2 separate regions of the Homo sapiens genome follow, and region 1 is linked to region 2. The links are chromatin contacts, found by Hi-C or POLR2A ChIA-PET in ENCODE. All regions are on one chromosome and are shown on one strand. Each heading gives the region's core, a stretch centred on a gene start or an enhancer-like site at or near the end of the contact. The rest is flanking DNA. Distances are from core to core; before and after follow the strand shown.

What was found. Hi-C counts contacts between places; a loop is a spot of excess contacts on that map. ChIA-PET counts read pairs that join two places held with the same protein, here RNA polymerase II (POLR2A). Pooled maps may share reads with other maps.
Region 1: a loop to region 2 is called in a map of heart left ventricle, with 6 times the contacts of the local background. The contact joins two enhancer-like sites. A Hi-C loop is called at or near these places in 11 of 168 maps with a recorded cell type or tissue (Calu3, HepG2, MCF 10A and 8 more) and 7 of 50 pooled maps. POLR2A ChIA-PET finds 5 or more read pairs at or near these places in 4 of 52 experiments (AG04449, PC-9, WTC11 and 1 more).

Annotation. Positions count from the first base shown.
Region 1 is chr15:62,998,689-63,002,881 of GRCh38, forward strand. No RefSeq gene overlaps it. Among named protein-coding and RNA genes, the nearest start is that of TPM1, 42 kb to the right of the region's middle. Within about 2 kb of position 2,248, at least 4 of the 41 ENCODE cell types and tissues checked have a DNase peak (open chromatin) inside an H3K27ac peak, as active enhancers do; they include heart left ventricle and heart right ventricle, where a contact is called at or near this core.
Region 2 is chr15:62,894,981-62,899,775 of GRCh38, forward strand. No RefSeq gene overlaps it. Among named protein-coding and RNA genes, the nearest start is that of MIR190A, 73 kb to the left of the region's middle. RefSeq lists an enhancer at 2,615-3,380. Within about 2 kb of position 2,116, at least 22 of the 41 ENCODE cell types and tissues checked have a DNase peak (open chromatin) inside an H3K27ac peak, as active enhancers do; they include heart left ventricle and heart right ventricle, where a contact is called at or near this core.

The sequences.
Region 1 (4,193 bases), core at 998-3,497, 100 kb after region 2:
TATGAAAGTGCAACCTCATGGGGCTGTGATGAAAGAAAAATACTCATGCCTAAATCTCTACAGCAGTGCCTGGCACACAGTAAGCATGCGATGAAAACGAGCTGTAATTATTACCTCCAGTCAGAAGTTCTACTCCCACCTCAGACTCTTATGTCCAAAACAGAGAGTTGGGCCATTAATTCTGGTCCTGTTCCTCTACTAAGAAGCTCTGGGTGGCACTTACTTAACAGACCAGAAAATGAGGCCCACGGTGACAACATGACGTGCTCAAAGTCACAGAGCAAGCTAAGGAGAAAGCTGGGGTCAGGATTCCTCATCCAGGGCCCTTCTGTCACTTCCTATTGTTACTGGGAAGTGTGGAGTCTTCGGTTTTTAGTCCTTCTGGAGGAAAGAATTTGGCTAAGAGACCAATTAGTAAAGTAAGCAAAAGGAAATAAGAGTAAACTCCAAGAGAGGACTGGGCTCTTCCGGCTGGGAGCAGCCCTGATACTTTTGTATTGCAGTTTTTATTATGCCAGACTGTTTCTTTAAGCTCCTGCCTCCATCTTAACACTCCACCTTTTTCTTTGTTTAGTTTTCTGCTTTTGTTTTAAGTCTCCACTTTTGCTCCCTCCTAGTTTTCACCTAGGTTTGTGGAATTTCCCTCACTGTCATTGATACACTTGTGCAGGGCCAGGTAATCAATACGAACCTTACCTAATGGTGGCCTTGCTCATGTACCGCCACCACAGAAGGGTCACAGGGGGGTTACAACTGTACTTACTGTGCCTGTGGATTTCTTAGGAATATTTTCTTTGCCCTTTTTACCTTTCTATTAATACATAGCTAGCTACATTTTGACAGGTTAACTACAAAATTACAAGACGTCTTAAGGAGCGTTTGGGGGCACTTTTTCTGCATTGGCATTTTCCCTCCTCTCTGTTTATATTTAACATACATGTTTTAAGTAGTCTCTGGAACATAACATTTTCCAAAACTTCCTCCCCAGGGGCTCTCTTTTTTGTTTATGTCTAACTATTCATCTACTCTAACAGTATGTGCCCCCTCGCACCAGCCCAGCCACCCAACAGGAGGCTGCCGGCACCTGCAGAGAGTCCCTGAAGAACAAGTTAGACTTGGTACCAAAATCACCCCAGCCACTTATTGGAAATGTAGATTCCTGGCATCCTCCTATTAGATTCTGACTCAGTAAGTCTAGGGTGGGGCCCCAGATCCACATTTTAACAGGCACAACCAACCCTGTACCCCCACCAACTGGCTTGGATTCAGATGGTACCCACTTTGAAAAGTGCCTCTCAAGGGCGAGTTGACGCATGTGCCTCCACTAGAGATGAAATCCTGAACAGGGCCCAGTGAGGCCCTCTGGCCAGCCCGGGCTGCACGCCTCGCAGACACGCTTGCGGGTGCAGTTACTGGGCATGGCTGCAGTCCCTGAATGGAATTTCAGAAATTTGGTCACATTCTTTCATACTCTCATCCTAGAAAGGAACACCGCCCTTTCAGACAAAGATGCACCTGTACCCCTGCAAAATCAGCAGGACATCCAACCCCAGGATTACCATTCCACTGGACATTGTTTACTGCAATGGGAATTCATCGGGAGCTTGTGGGATTGTGGGTAATCTTATTCATAGCACCTGCCTCCTCTGTGGGTGACCTCATCAAAGGCTCCCGAAGCTTGTTCCCTCTCCCATCCATCCTGCGACTGACACTGAATATTAATACAGCTTCAGAAGCTTCTGTCCTTGCTCTCCTATAGCCAGTGACCATGTGGCCCTATGTTCCTCCCCCTCTCTAATCTGGGCCGTCAGACCCTTTCCAGAGGGAGACAATCAAAGCAGATTGGAAGCTGTTTGAAGAAAGAACAAATAGCTGAAAATCAATTTGCAGAGATAGTAGCAAGAATTACAGTTCTTTTTGTCTGCTTATTAACGGGCTCCAGCTAAGTATCAAATGGGAGAAGAGAATGCATTCCCAACACAGTAAGTGGCTGATTTGGAGATGTTATTAAAAAGAGTTGACAGAATTCATTCAGATTATGACCAATTTAATTTTGGAGGGCTTTAAGGGTTCTGTTTACTTCTCAGCTCATGGCTCTCTTGTGCCCAGAACTTGTACCCCAGGCCTGTGTTCATTCATTTCCATTTCTGAATTATCACAAGGACACGGAGATAACAAGGTCTGGTGACCAGAATATGGCTGTGGGAACTAAGAAATACTGTGATAACTGTCCTACAGCAATCTGGGGTTGGCCTTTGCATCAGCAGTGTGGCTGGCAGCAGGAAACGCATACTGTGAAATCACAGAGAACAAGTTTCATCCCCAGATCTGCTGGTCACTGGCTGTAGGGCCTTGGACAGGTCACTTAAACTATCTGAATCTCGAAGTTCTTATCTGTAAAATGGGCATTCTAACATTGAATTTACAGGGTTATTGTGCTGATCAAAGGGCATAGTTAGCAAATGTCCTTTATTCCAAATGTTGACCAAGATATACAATAAATAGCTGTTATTATTTCTTTTCTCTATTTTCTTCTTGGTAGCACAGAGATAGGAAGTGATTGAGAACTCAATCACTTCTCAACAACAGAAAAGGAATCACTTTCAATATAGTAGAAGGGGAAATGAAATAAAACCTATTCGACTAATCCAGTAGAAGTCAATAAAGCAGGAAAATAAAAAGAGAAGGAAATATAAAACATGTATTTAGAAAACAAAAAGTGGTAGAAGTCGGTCAAATATCAATAATCACAAGAATTATAACAGATTAAACTCATCTGTTAAAGGATAAATTTTCAGATTAGATTTAATTTTTTCATTCATTCATTCAACAAATAATTATTAAGCACCTACTATGCATACTAGGCAGTGGTCTAGGCACTGCAATCCAGCTAAAAGCTATTCTAAAAGACACATTTAAAACCAAAAACAGGAAAGGATCAAAACCAAAAGATTAAGAAAAAATATTCCAGGTAATACTAACTAAAAGAAGTTGATCTTGACAATATTAATTTGAAACAAAATAAGCCTTAAGACAAAAACTTGGCAATAAAAAGGTCTTGATAAAGAACAATTCACCAAAAAAAAAAATATAGTTAACCTGAACCTGTGTAACCTTACAACACAACTTCGAAATATATAAAGCAAAAACCGACAAAAAGATATTATTGACAATGAATAATCAAAGTGGTAGATTTTAATCACTTCTCTCAGAAAGCATTGAATCAGACCAAAAAATTGTGAAGGATACAGCAGAGTCGAACCACAGTTATTTATGAAAACTTGCACCTCAAAAATAAAGAATAAACAGCTATTCAAGTACATACTTACAAGAACTAACCATGTACCCTAGGCCACAAAGAAAATACCAAAAGGCATCAAAGAATTGATATTATACAGATCATATTCACAAACCTCAGTGCAATAAAATTATAACGTCAGTAACCAAAACATTTCCACACAACCCATGTGTTAAGAAAATTTCTGAATGCCCCTCTAAATAATTAATGGGTAAAAGGAAGAATAATCATGGAAATTATAAACTATAACTTAATAACAATAGAATATTATATAGCAAAATAGTAAAGAGTAACATAAATATGGTTACTGTCCCACAGACAACTCCACAGCACAGGGACATCCCAAGACTAAGATACCAGATGGGAACCCTTAAAACTAGGGCAAGTGAACAGAAGAGTTTTAGAAGGGCTGAACAAGACTATCTCTCAAATAGCATTTTTTTTTTTTTTGAAACGGAGTTTTTCTCTTGTTGCCCAGGCTGGAGAGCAATGGCGTGGGCTTGGCTCACCGCAACCTCCACCTCCTGGGTTCAAGCTATATCCTAGTCATCTTCATCTGTGTAGAACCACATACGGTAGGCATTCAGCAAGTCTTTGTGGAGACACCTTTGGGGTCTGCACCCCAATGCTACTTCTTTAACTGGCTGGAGCATTTCAAACCGTGGTCTGCCTGCTATGGCTAGAGGGAAGATACTTACCCTGGTTTTTAGGGGTGTTCCAAAAAAGCTCCCACCATTGCTGGGCCAGAGAGAGCCAGAAAGCCACATTCCTGCCACATCATGCCCCCATCCAAAACACCGCCACAGTGCAATGACACCCCACTGGGGACCACTTTAAATCAGAGCCCAAGATTTATTTATTTATTTATTTATTTATTTATTTATTTATTTATTTA
Region 2 (4,795 bases), core at 866-3,365:
CCATAACAATATATATTTCATGTTTTGGTTAGCATTGAACTGGTATATCTTTTTCTAACTTTTTATTTCCAATTGTTATGGTTTTGCTTTAGGTGTATCTCTTATAAACTTTGTTCATTTGTTTTATCTAATCTGAGAATGTTTCATTTGAGAGGTAATCTGTTTACATTTATTATAATGACGTATAGTTTAACTGATTCCTGCCATATTTTGTTTTCTATTTCCCACCCTTTTGTTTTGCTTTGGTTTTTCTCCTTTCCAGCTGTCTTAGTCCCCCCAACACACACACACACACACACACACACACAAAGCAGACTCTGAAATAATGGCTTGTCTGCAGCTTGTTTATTTTAGGAAATGATTCAACGAATAGGAGTGGGGCGGGGGCTGGGAAGAATGAAAAAGGGATGAAGACAAAGCTGATCATCACCATAGGCAAATAGGGTCAATCCTATTAGGGACCCTAGAGGAGGGACATGGATGCATCTTGGTCTTGTCTTCAGAGACACTAATATTGCTTTTCAAATGTGGCTGTGTCATTTTACCTTACATTTCTCTATCACATATAGAGCAGAGAGTATTTGGAGCAGAGGGCGTACATTGCAGCATGAATTTACACCACTATCCTGGCATGTCTGCATGGCTGCCATTTAACTTCTCCATCATCCTATGAGGCACTTTATCATCCCTATTTTAGAAAGGAAGAAATTGAGGCTCAGAGAGGTAAAGTAAATTGCCTGAAGTCACACAGATAAAAAGTGACAGAGCCAGAACTCAAACTCTGTTTTATCTGATTCCACAGCCATTCCTTCCAACCTTAAGCTCTACCGCCTGTGTGGTGCTGGGTGTGAGTCGGAGCTAGCCTGGGTTTACCTGAGTTGCAGGGTCACCCCTCATCGCACCCTTGTCAGTCCTCAAATAGGGGTGCAACTGTTCCATGAAAGGGAACAAAGAGACTGAGCTACTAGACACCAAGCTGTTTAGGACTGAACCCATTCCTGTCCAAACGGAAGTGATCCAGAGGGACTCTGAATATTACAGAAGTCAAGAGATTTCATCATCTTTATTCAAAGAAAGGGGTTTGTTTGTTGATTTTTTGGATTTTTTTTTTGGACCACAGCTCTATCTACTCCCTGAAGAGTAAGGATTATTAAGTAAATCAGGTAATTATTGACTAAGAAGTGACTGGCCACTGCAATTGATAAATTAACCATGTCTGTTTTTCTTATGTAGCTCACTGGAAAAGAATGTGGGGGATTTCCTCTTCTTCTTCTCCAGAGGCCTTCCTGTCTTGAAGGCTAGGCTTCTCTTGCTCTGGGGGAAAGTTAAAGGCCTTTCTTTGATTTTCTAAGGGTCTGTAGACCTAACACTTACTGTTAGAGATTGCGAGGGCTGGGGAGGGGGCCAAGGGCTAGAGGTCATTCAAGGACTGGCAGGACCCTTGGGTGCCCAGCCTCTTACCCAGGACCCTGAGGTGCCAAGGCCTCTGGGGAGTGGCTGGGTGGGCAGTGTGCTTCTGGGGACTGGACACTTGCACTGTGGCCTTGAATTTGGAGGATGCCGTGAGCAGCAGCCTTTTACTGGTTTACCTGGGCATGGACAATGAGCCACTGGGCAGTGATCGTCACAGACCTGATGCCCTTCCCCCAAGTTTCAAGGATCCTGAGGCCTCAGAGTTCTGCATAGGAGGAGAGGAGGGGCCTTGAAAAGAGGCTGGGATTGAATTTTTCTGAGGTCCTAGTAGGTGTGGGGTCTAAGGACGATTTGATTTAGAAATTCATGAAATGTGTCATTTCTTGCCCCAAGCTTTGTGGAACAAGTAATACCAGTTACACTAGTGATGACCAAATCCTGCTGTAAATTGTTCTAACATATTGTATAAAACAGGCCTTACCACTTTTGTAATCCCTTGCAAATGGCTGATCGATAACCAACACAATATAATATTCCAAGCCCTTCTTTTGGTAGAAAAAATTTCCTCTAGCCTGGTAATTTAAATTCCAAATTACCTCCAGATGATGCTATTTAAATGCCCTGTGATTAAATCTGCACAAAGTGGAGTTTCTGTGGGAAACTTCGCTGCCTCCTAGGGCATCCTGCGGTGTTTTTTTAAAGGCCGGGGATCTAGAAAGGCTACTCAGGGCCTCGGAATCTTTGTCTACATGACTCAGCCTTGGGGCCCCGGGCCCTGGACACTTGCCCAGAGCTGAACATTCAGCTGGACGCGCCACAGAAGGAGCATGCGGGGAGCCAGGAAATATCTCCGGAATCTCACAATGCTTTCTCACCTACCCTTATTAGACCAAAGAGGCAGAGCCGCAGGGGTGGGGGCCGCGGGGCAGAGGGCAGCGCCTGCCGGGTGGGAGGGAACCTGTGTGTGCGCGCACACACTGTTCACGTCATAGTGTCTCCGTGTGTGTCTGCGTCTATGTATGTGTCTCTATGTGTCTGGGTATTTCTGTGTGTCTGTGTGTGCATCTCTGCATGTCTTTGCATATCTGTACATGTTTCTGTGTGCGTGGGTCTGTGTCTATGTGTGTATACATCTGTTCATATTTCTGTGTGTGTCTGTCTCTATGTGGCTGTGTCTCTGCATATCTTTGCATATCTGTACATGTTTTGGGGTGGGGGTCTGTATCTCTATGTGTCTGTGTGCCTACGTGTGTGTCTCTAAGTCTGTGTGGGTCGCTGTGTCTGTCTGTGGCTGGGAGCGGGGTCAGGAGTGCTTTTGGAGTCCCTGGTTTTCTAAGAATAGGAGGTTCACAGCAGGAGGGGGCTAACTCTTCAGTCCAGACCCCCCTCTGAGACCTGCAGACCACCTGCAGCCCCACCCAGTGTGGCCCCTGCCCCGCGTGTCTGTGGTCTGAGTGGCAGTCAGGAAAGAAAGCGAGGGCTGGGCGTGAACTTTGGTTAGGTTGAGATGCATGGGGAAGAAAGCAGAAGGGAGGGTGTGTGTGGGGAGCAGACCTGCACCCTCCCGAACAGCTGGGGAGGCCAAGGGGGGGGTAAGGCCCAAACCTCACTCCAAAGCTCCCAACATACAATCCAGCAGTTCCCAGTGGAAAACTTGCTGGGGTTTGCAAAGTACCCTCCTCCCCAAAACTGCATCTTTGAGCATGCACCCAGGCAAAGGCTCACACTTCTCTCTCTTCCCAACGCTGCTTTGGGAAACCCTCCTGCACCAGAGAATGTGGGACAGGGACACCCTTACTTTCGAATGCCAACTTTGGTTGGGCACTCCTCTGGACGCTTTCCATTGATCTCACTTAATGCACTTAACAGTGACCTAGGCTTTGTTATTCCTCTTTTACAAATAAGGAAACTGAGGTACAGGGAGGGGAAGCGGGTTGCTTAAGATAACAAGCTGATGAGTGTCAGAGCTGAGGCAGAACCCAGGTGTGCTGAATTCCGGAGTCATTTTCTTACCTGACAGCCCTCTACCTCTGGATGGCCCTCTCTTTACATTTAGAAGTGTGTGTGTGTGCGCGACACACACACACACACACACACACACACACACACCTTAGAGCCCTTTTATAAGACACTAGAGCCTAGACAGCAAGGGTGTCCACGTCATGGTAGTCTCCATTTACCATGTACATACAAAACCACAACAGAACTGTAGGTCTAGTGAAAGCCATTCTTTTACACCCTCCTCCTCTTTCCACAGATGGAAAAAGAATCGCAAATAAGCATAATGTGAAGAGCATGAGCTTTGGAATAAGCAAGCCTGGAATTACAATTTTCTTTTATTAGCTCTGTGGCTGTAATACTCAACTTTTGCAAGCTTCAGTTTCCTCGTCTGTGAAATGGAATAATAGCACTTACCTCATTGGCTGTTGTATGGATTAAATGAGACCATGACTATGGATGTATGGCATTTGGTACCCAATAACCCCTCAATAATCGGCAGCTATAATTATTCATAATAATAATGGTGGTAGCAACAAACCCAGCCCAAACATCTGAAGGACCGATCACTAAAAAGAAGATGAACTCAGTCCTACGTAGTAACAAGAATGTGACATCTATGTTGTTGCCAAAAGTCTGGAGGAGTTGCCAGGACCAGAGAGAAGGAGGTGGTGAGGCCGGCCTGGAAGAGGGAGGGGACAGATGTCAAGGACCCCAATCTTGAGGTGGAAAGTTCTGTGATTAACCCAGATGAATGTCTCTAACCTCCAACTCTTCTGTTCTCAGAGTTTTAATGGGGCACACCGTGTGCTGGGCATTGACATAGATGGGAAAAGCATGACCTAAAATAAGGGCTGGAAGCCAAGACTGGGAGGAAGGGCAAAGGGAGCAGGCAGCCTGGCACCAGGTACCAGTGAGGTGTCTGCTCTTTGTCCCCATCACCTGTCAGCTAAGGAATTCTGCATGTCATCAGTGCAATAAAATGTGATCGCCAGAGTGAAAACCTTGTAATAGACCAGCTGTGGCTTCTCTCAACACCAGTATGTCCAAGGAGGATGCATTTTTATTGCTTTTGTGGTCTTAACAAAAAAGATTCATGAGCATTGTATAAAAGGCATATTAAAACAATTCGGTAAAAGGATGAAAGAAAAATAGAGTGCTTGTAGATTTTTTTTCAGGACGCACACACCTATACCTGTATAAAAACGTTGTATTACGGAAGCTCTCACACATACACAAAAGTAGCATGAATAGCACGTTGGACCCCGATGTACTCAAGACCCACCTTCAGCAATGGGAGTGCTGTGTTTATGAGAGTCCCAATTAAAGCAACATTGCTCTTAACATTTTCCCCATGTGTCAACAAGCTCCAGTGACCCCATAA